2 separate regions of the Homo sapiens genome follow, and region 1 is linked to region 2. A link is an interaction called in ENCODE POLR2A ChIA-PET data of the cell type or tissue named here. Cell type or tissue: MCF 10A. All regions are shown on one strand.

Region 1 (5,000 bases), 120 kb after region 2:
CTGAGTTGAACCGACAGGGAACAACCCACTCTCGCCATGGGCCTCTGGAATCCCGGCAGGGGGAGACCCCCTTAACCACCAGGGATGCTCCAGTTGGCAGGGAGAGCTGCTTAGGGAAGTGACAGAGGCAGCATGCCAGCTGATGTGGAGCCTAAAGGGTTTGGTAGGGGAGTGTCTGTAATGGAGCAGGGCCAGGGATGGCCATCTCCCTAGGCTCAACTTGCTTGCATAGGAGACTTCAGCCCCTGGGGAACTGTTGGACCTGAACTGTGCAGGGCAATCTTGCCCTTCAGATGGGGCCAGTCTGACCTGAGCACCCCCTGGTCAGCTGGTCTCTCCTGGGGTGCCAGCCTGGCTGTACCTGCTTGCAGGGCAAACTCGGGTGACCTTGGGACTCCATCATAGCCTCTGTGCTGGCAGATCACAGCTGACAAGTGGAGAACTCCAGCGGGGCAGCCACCCACAGTCACCTACCAGCCCATCTGCTCACTCCACACATTGCAGCTTCCCCTGGGCCCAGAGCAACACTCCATGTCACTTTGCTAGCATGTGTGTTCATGAATGGGTTTTGCTTTCCTCTCCTCACCAGTACATGTGAGTGTGTGCATCCTGCCCTGCCACTGCTGCAGTGAGAGTATGGTCAGCCCATTATCCCTGGCAATGACCATTGCAGTCACAGAGCCATGGCAAGCACAGAGCCAGGAAGCCCCACCCCTGCCAGTGCACCACCCATGCCAGTGTATACCCTTGTGCCAACACTGCCGTGGGAGTGAAACTAGGCACTGAAAACAGTGGAAACTCCTGCATCCCAAACAACCACCCCTGCCCATGGCACAGAGAGAAAGCACACAGACCTGCACCAGCCAGCACCCCATCCACACACCAACAACACTACAAGTGTCACCACACACACACAGTCACCAGCAGGGACCCTGTACCCTGCCAAGAAACATTGCCTCCACCACTGTGGTGAATGTCCCCACAGAGGCAAGTAGCCTAGCACCTGCAAGAACCCTGCTCCAGCCTAAAAGTATGCACCCTGCCATGCTGCCTCTGCTCCTGGCACATACAAACAAGAATGGACCCCGCTGCCACCACACTACAAAACACTTTGGCTGACACCACTCATCACAGTGTAGTGACCAGGGATCAGGGAGCACCTCAGCCTCCTAACCTGGGGGAGCCAAAGAACAAAGTCAAGCCTGATATAGTTCCCCCAGAGTTACAGCATGCAGTCCAGGAGTTGGGAGCTGAGTGTTGGGACCCCAAAATCTTTCACAAATGAAGCCAGTCATCTGAATTGACCTTACACCACAATCAAAACCTCAAGGTTATCAAATGAGATTAAAAAAATAAAACCCATCCAAACATCACCAACTTCAAAGATTGAAGGAATATAAGACACAAAGATAAGAAAGAAGCAACGCAAGAACTCTGAAAACTCAAAATGCCAGAGTGCCTTCTTTCCTCCAAATGACCACACGACCTCTCCAGCCAGGGCTCAGAACTGGGCTGAGATGGCCGAAATGCTAGAAATGGAATTCAAAATATGGATAGGAAGGAAGATCAATAAGATGCAGGAGTGTTCTGAAACCCAATCCAAGAAAGCTGAGAATCACCATAAACAACGCAGGAGCTGACAGACAAAATAGCCAGTATAGAAAAGAACATAACTGACCTGATAGAGCTAAGAAACACACTAGAAACTATACATTTTGTAGAGTGTTTCTCAGCTCTATCAGGTCGGTTATGTTCTAATGCAATCACGAGTATTAGTAATAGAGTAGACCAAGCAGAGAAAAGAATCCCAGAGTTTGAAGACTAACTTTTTGAAATAAGACAGTCAGCCAAGAATAGAGAAAAAAGAATTAAAAGAAATGAACAAAACCTAAAAAAATGGTATTTTCTAAAGAAACAAAATCTGTGACTCATTGGTGTCCCTGAAAGAGATAAGGAGAGTGTAACCAGCTTGAAAATATATTTCAGGATATCATCCATGAGAACTTCCCCAACCTAGCTAGACAGACAGACATAAAATTCAGAAAATGCAAAGAACCCTTGTAAGATACTACAGAAGAACATCATCCCCAAGATACATAATCATCAGATTTTTCAAGGTTGAATGAAAGAAAAAGTCTTAAAAGCAGCTAGAAAGAAAGGTCACGTCACCTACATAGGGAAACCCAGAAGACTAAGAGCAGACCTCTCTGCAGAAATCACACAAGCCAGAAGAGATTGGGAGCCAGTATTCAACACACTTAAAGAAAGGAAATTGCTACCTAGAATTTCAATTCTAGCCCAACTAAACTTCAAAAGTGAAGGAGAAATAAGATACTTTTCAGACAAGCAAATGCTGAAGGAATGTGTTACCATAAGACCTACCTTACTAGAGCTCCTGAAGGAAGAGCTAAATATAAAAAGGAAAGACTATTATCAGCCACTACAAAAACACACGTCAGTGCACAGAACAGTAACGCTATAAAGCAACCACATACATAAGTTTGCAAAATAACCAGCTAACTTCATGATGACAGGATCAAATCCACATATTTCATTAGACCATAATCAAGAAGATCTTTGAAACTAATGAGAATAAAGATACAACATACCAGAATCTCTGGAACACAGCTAAAGCAGTGTTAAGAGGGAAATTTATAGCACAAAATGCTCACATCAAAAAGTTAGAAAGGTCTCAATTTAACAACGTGACATCACAACTAAAAGAACTAGAGAATCAAGAGAAAACTAACCCCAAAGCAAGGAGAAAATAAGAAATACCTAAAATCAGAGCTGAACTGAAGGACACTGGGACATGAAAAATCATTCAAAAGATCAACAAATCCAGGAGGTGGGTTTTTTAAATTAATGAAATAAATAGACTGCTAACTAGACTAATAAAGAGGAAAAGAGAGAAAATCTAGGTAAACACATTTAGAAATGACAAAGGAGATATTACCACTGACCCCAGAGAAATACAAATAACCATAAGAGAATATTATGAACACCTCTATGCACATAAGCTAGAAAATCTAGAAGAAACAAATACGTTGTTGGACACATACACCCTCCCAAGCCTGAGCCAGAAAGAATTTGAATCCCTGAAAGGACCAGTAATGAGCTCCAATATTGAAACAGTAATAAATAGCCTACCAACAAAAATAAGCCCAGGACAAGACAAATGCACAGCTGAATTCGACCAGATATACAAACAAGAGCTAGTATCTGCTCTTGTTTTCTGCCAAACAAATATTCCTGCTAAAATTATTCCACAATATTGAGGAGGATGAACTCCTCCCCAACTCATTCTATGAGGCCAGCATTATCCTGATACCAAAACCTGACAGGGACACACACACACACACACACACACACACACACACACACACACACAAACCATCAGGTCAATATCCTTAATTAACATCAATGCAAAAATTCTCAACAAAATACTGGCAAACCAAATCCAGCAGCACATCAAAAAGCTTACCCACCACCATCAGGTTGGCTTTATCCCTGAGATGTAAGATTGGTTCAACAATAAACAAATCAATAAGTGCAATTCATCACATAAACAGAACTAAAGGCAAAAATCATATGATTGTCTCAATAGATGCAGAAAAGGCTATCCATAAAATTCAACATACTTTAATGTTAAAAACTCTCTATGAACTAGATACAAAAGAAACTTACCTCAAAATAATACAAGCCATCTATGAAAAACCCACAACCAATATCATACTGAATGGTGAAAAGCTGGAAGCATTGCCCTTGAATACCAAAACAAGACAATTATGCTCTCTTTCACCACTCTTATTCAATATAGTATGGGAAGTCCTGGACACAGCAATCAGGGAAGACAAAGAGAGAAAGGGCATCAAAATAGGAAGACAGAAAGTCAAACTACTGTGTTTACACACAACATGATTCTGTATCTAAAAAAACCCCCATAGTCTCAAAACAAAAGCTCTTTCAGCTGATAACTTCAGCAATGTTTCAGGATTCAAAATCAATGCACAAAAATTACTAGCACTCCTATACACCAACAAAAGACAAGCCAAGAGCCAATTAACAAACACAATCCCATTCACAATAGTGGCAAAAAGAATAAAATACCTAGGAATACAGCTAACCAGGGAGGTGAAAGATCTCTACATGGAAAGCTACGAAACATTGCTGAACAATATCAGAGATGACACAAATGTAGGGAGCACACTCCGTGCTCATAAATAGGAAGAATCAATATCATTAAGATGACCATATTGCCCAATTTACAGATTCAATGTGATTCCTATCAAACCACCAAAGACATTCTTCACAGAACTAGAAAAAAAACTATCCTAAAATTCATATAGAACCAAAACTGAGCCCAAATAGCCAAGGCAATCCCTAAGCAAAAAGAAAAAAACTAGAGGCATCACACTACCTGATTTCAAACTATACTACAAGTCTACAGTAACCAAAACAGCATGGCACTGGTACAAAAACAGACACACACTGATGCAACAGAATAGGGAAGCCAGAAATAAAGCATCACACCTGTAACTATCTGATCATCTAAAAAGGTGACAAAAACAAACAATGGGGAAAGGACTCCCTATTCAATAAATGGTGCTGGGATAACTGGCTAGCCATATGCAGAAGATTGAAACTGGATGCCTTCCTTACACCATATATAAAAATCAACTCAAGATGGATTAAAGACTAAAACGTAGAACCCATAACCATAAAAACTTTGAAAGACAACCTAGGCAATACCATTCTGGACATAGAGACAGGCAAAGATTTCATGAATAAGATGCCAAAAGCAATTGCAACAAAAACAAAAATTGGCAAGTAGGATCTAATTAAACTAAAGAGCTTCTACAAAGCAAAGGAAACCGTCAAAAGAGTAAACAGACAACCTATAGAATGGGAGAAAATTGTTGCAAACTATGCATATTATAAAGGTGTAATATCTAGCATCTATAAGGAATTTAAAGAAATCCACAAGAAAAAAAACAGCC
Region 2 (5,000 bases):
TCAACATTAATAATCATCAGAAAAATGCAAATCAAAACCACAACAAAATATCACCTAGCACCCGTTATTTTCTTTTTTTTAAATCAATCTTGCCAATAAACAACTTTATTTTGGTTTTTACATTCATTTATAATACATTTACAATTTACTTACATTTACATTCAGGTCACATCCATAAATGTAAAAATGTAATTTTCATAAGCCATCATCTTACTTTTGACACTTTTATGGTTTTTTCCATATAGACTGTTTAGCTGTATATTCTTTTTTTATCTTTTGTATTTTTTGAAAGCAAAAACACGTTAAATTTTACAAAAATTATTTAATCTATATTACTCTATTGAGTGAATTATAAATTTACTTTTAAATAGTTTTTGGTAATTATACATACGATTTTTGTATTTTGTTTGACATTTACATTAAAAGAACAAATGGATGCTAAATGCTCAAGCTAAAAATCTCTACCTTAAAATATCAACCTTGTACTGCATTATCAATTTGTTTTTCTCTGTGTGACAGAAATATTAGCTGCCTTACAAGAATCTTTCTTCCTTTCTCTTTTATTAATAGAATATTGGTTTTGTTTAGGAAGTAAATGTATCCACTTAAAAATACTCATCAAGCCAGATTCCATTCTATCTAGTGGTAGTCATGTGAGGCAGTTCCAGTGGTAGAAGCCTATCAAGTAAGACATTTGCAGGAGCTATTATTTCCTAATATAAGATGAACAGACTTCACTGGCATGTGATTTTTGTTCTCACCAATCCCTTTCTTCTGCCCTAAGCACATGCTTGGATATGAAGAAGTTCATTGCCTATGAGAGGTAGGGGGACTGTCCACTTGCTAAAGGTGGCAGAGCAGGAAGCTAGAATAAACTTGGTCCTTCATGATTTCCTTGAGCAACTACAAGGAAGGACTTCCTATATCCTAACTTTCTGTAACATGATGAAAATAAAATCCTTGTTTAGTTGGATTTCTATTACATGTAAACAAAATGCAATACTGGCTGATAGCACTGGTTTCTTGCCCAGATCACTCTGATCTTTAAAAAGTTACATACATAAAACAATCAAAATATAAATATATATCTTTCCATGATATGATTTTAGATAACTAAGCACTTCAAATTTGTAAAGTTACTTTGATTTCATATAGCAAAGAAGAACCCATGCTTCCTCCGTTTTTTCTGACTCAAAAAATAAAGGTTAGAAATCATTTTATGTCACAATTAAGGATAAAATCCTTCTGAATATTTTTATTGTGTTATAAGGCACAAGCTTTAATTACACTACTAGATTTGTCTCTTTTCAAATGAGCATATGCTTCTTTAATTTCTGCATTCAAGCTCTCCTTGAATATAGAATACCAATTACATAAAATAATTGTGTGAACTCTTACAAGGCTCATTATTTTTCTGTTTTCATAATATTCTTATACTCATTAATAAGTGCAATGAAATGTTCTAAATCATATATTTCAAACATTACTAAATAATTATCTCCATAGGTTCACATTTATTTCTTCTCAAGAGTTATTTTTGTTGCTGTAAATTAAATAAAATATAAAACATTTCAATGATCAAAGAATAATCAAAAGAACCTTGCTTAGTGGAAGTAATGAACACAAATTTATAGGTAGCCTCAAAAATTGTTATTCAAACAGATTTCTTTAAATCTTCACAACTCACAAAAATCATGTCAGCATTTGGTAGGCTTATATCTCTTTAAGTCTTACTCCATTTGTGTTGCCATCCATTCATACCTCTTCACAATGATTTTCTCCAATTATCTCCTCATTTATGACATTTTCAGTCTCTTTCTCTTTCTAATCAATTATTTTCTAAAAAAAAAAAAAAGATAAGCGTTGACAAGAATGCAGAAAAATTGAAACCCTTGTACACCATTGGTAAAAATGTAAAACGGTGCAGCCACTGTATAAAACAATATGAAGATTCCTCAAAAAATTAAACATAGAACCACCATATGATCTAGCAATCCCCCTTCTGGGCTTATAGCAAGAATTTAAGCCAAGATCTCAAAGAGATGTCTGCACTCCCATGTTCATTGTGGCATTACTCACAATAGCCAAATGTGGGAACAACCTAAAATCTCCATCAATAGATGAATGGATAAAGAAAATGTGGCATAAACATACAATAGAATATTATTTACTCTCTAAAAAAGAAGGAAATCCTGTAATATGTTATAACATAGAGGAAACTTGAAGACATTATAAGTGAAATAAGCCAATCACAGAAGGGCAAATACTGCATGACTCCACTTATATAAAGTATCTAAAATAGTCAAGCTCATAGAAGCAATAGAAACAAACAGCAGAATGGTGGTTGCTAGGAGCTGGGGTGGGGGAAATAAGGAGTCGCTGCTTAACAGGTATAAAGTTTCGATTATGCAAGATGAACAAGTGCTAGAAATCTACTGTACAGCATAATGTCTGTGGTTAACAATAGTACATTGGGTACTTGAAAAATTGTTAAAAGGGTAGATCTCGTGTTAAGTAATCTTACCTCAATGAAAGAAAAAAGAAGGTGGCCAGTGCATGGTAGGCACTCAGTCAGTATTTGTTTCTGACTAATACCCAACTCTCTGTGAACTGAGTTTTCCACATGTCGTGTGTGCTTGTAGCTCTCACTTCTCCCCACCTGACTGGCCTCACAAAGACCTTTGAGATGTAGCAAGAGGACCAGGCCCCATCCTGCAGTTTATGAGCCTAGAAATCAGTCAGTGCCTTAGGCCAATTTCTGGGCACTCCCCACAGATGCCAAATTCTCAGCCTCTTTTGGATGATGATGAAATAATAGAATGGTTTGCTAGAGCATTAGGTATGGGTGGAGAGGAACATGTGGAAAGAAAAGACTTTCCTGAGGCAGAGGGATGGGTAAAGTCATCCCCCAAATCAAGGAACACTTAGGGAAAAAGGGAGGGTGTCCTTGACTTCAACTCACCATGTCACCATTGAGGAGACAAGACTTAGCAGGAGTTACCCCCTCCAGGAAGCCTTTGGCAATGTCACCTAGCTGGTTTATATCCCTTACCTGCTATAACAACCTCTAAATTACTCTATCATAGCATTTACTATATATGATTGAAATCATTTGCTTAGTCTGTTATCTACTTTAGATTCTGACTTATAGAGCAAAAACTTAAGTCTTATGTATCTCTGAATTTTCAGTGCATAGTTCAGTGCCTGAAACATAGCAGGTCTCACTACTCATTGAGTGAATCGATTTTTTGAAGTACATCTAGCTGAGCCCTCTGTTTCCATATCACTCTTTTCCCACAGTCCTGAAGTGGACTTACCATGCAAATAGCCATTCTATGTTGTTGGCATTCAAGACCACACCCCTGCATAGACCCATGGGCCAGCTGTGAGAACAAGTTCTTGAGTAGCCACACAACAAAAGGAGGAGCCCAGAGAGGCAAATCCGGGACTTGAGTCATGAAGGTGGCATTCTTTTTATAGCCTTCCTTGAAGAGAAACAGACTTAGCTGTAAACACAGAAAAGTCTTCACACACCCAAGCCTGTAAGTATGCATGTGAGGGGGCTGGTGTGTGTGTGTGTGTGCATGTGTGTGTGTGTGTGTGTTTTGCATATGTGTTTGTCACATGTGTGTGTGATGTATGTGTGCATAGTATGAGGTAGGGGTGTGTGTGTGTGTGCATAGGTGCACCTCTTCTGGGATAGAGAGTAAAGAAGCTGTTGCCTATATGACTATCTCCTTCACCCCAGCCTCCCATAACCTTCTATATGGACCATTCATTCAACAAATATTGATCATGTTTAGCCCCATATTAGTTTGAGCTTGCTACTATTGAAACTACTGTTTCACCTTCCCCAAAACAAAATTCCCCTCAGCTGCTGGTCTCATTCATTGAGATCAGCATGACTTGACTTCTGGAACATTTCTGGGACCTTATTTGGGCCTGGCTCTGTGTTAGTCTTGGGGAGGACATTTGTGGTCTGTCCTCAAGGGTTTAACACTATTGGGGTTAACAAATCATATACCCAAATGTCTCAAGAACCAAGAATATTCTACATATCCTAGTAGATCTGGGAAAGGCTATGGAAGTGAGAGAGTCTCTATTTAGGCAGATACATTCCTTGCAGATGAGAAAAGCTTCATGGAGAAGATGCTGTCTGATTTTGTGTTTCAATATCATTTTTTTTTCTTTTTGGATCTGTGAGAAACTCAGAATATCAGACGCTGTTCATTTAAAATGGAGGTAGCTGACATCTCATTATGTTCCCAGCCCTTCTTCTGGCATCCACGCTTCATTTCCAAGAGCACTAACATGTTTCTTAACTTATCTTTGACCTCCTGGCCAGACAGTACTCCTGTTTGCTCTTTGTCTATCGCTCTAGGCTCTGCTGCCTCTGGGAAACTCCAACCACAGCCCTGTTCCAGCCTGTGAGGTTTCCTCCACTCACATCCTTCCCACCCTAGACCATATCCAAATGACCTCCCCAGCTGCTCCCATCGCTAGTAGGGCTTTCTTATCGACCTCCTTAAGGTCCTCAGCCTGAGGTCCTCAGCCAGAGGTCAGCTCTACTCTCTTCTTCCTGGACCTACCGTGATGATGGAAGAAAACAGAACAATTTGTGAGTGCACCCCTGGCTATCCCCAGTTCATTCACTCCAACTTTCCAGAATTCCATTCTTTTGTGAGCAGATTTTTGAGGTCTCTTCCTCTTCTCAGAGAGTATTATTCCTCTGTCTATAGCCTGATTCTCAATAGAAACCTAGAATTCTATATTTCCATAAAAAATGAGCTCCCCCATTGGCTTGCTTTCATTTTATTCAGCTAGATTCCAGCAGCTTGAGGACAGGATCTTTTTACATGGCTTCCATTTGCATGGCACCTGATTCTGTGCTTAGATACATGGTAGGTGCTCAACAAATACCCAGGAGGTGCATTTTGTTTATTCCCCCAGTGCCTAGCAAAGGACACGGCGCACGAAGAAAGCCCCCTACATAGAAGATA

What was found. ChIA-PET counts read pairs that join two places held together with the same protein. Peaks named below come from ENCODE experiments on the same cell type or tissue, not always from the same donor. Only the 100,000 strongest peaks of a DNase experiment are listed, where the experiment ranks them.
Region 1: POLR2A ChIA-PET joins it to region 2 with 6 read pairs; 3 of 35 experiments call an interaction of 5 or more read pairs at or near these places.

What each region holds. Positions count from the first base shown.
Region 1 is chr1:153,049,050-153,054,049 of GRCh38, forward strand. No RefSeq gene overlaps it. Among named protein-coding and RNA genes, the nearest start is that of SPRR2A, 6.0 kb to the right of the region's middle. In MCF 10A, no CTCF peak of the experiment used is centred here; no DNase peak of the experiment used is centred here.
Region 2 is chr1:152,929,973-152,934,972 of GRCh38, forward strand. LINC01527 (long intergenic non-protein coding RNA 1527) reads right to left here. Exons shown (of 2, transcript NR_183723.1): 2 at 1-1,839. Among named protein-coding and RNA genes, the nearest start is that of SPRR5, 15 kb to the right of the region's middle. In MCF 10A, no CTCF peak of the experiment used is centred here; a DNase peak (open chromatin) is centred at 2,709.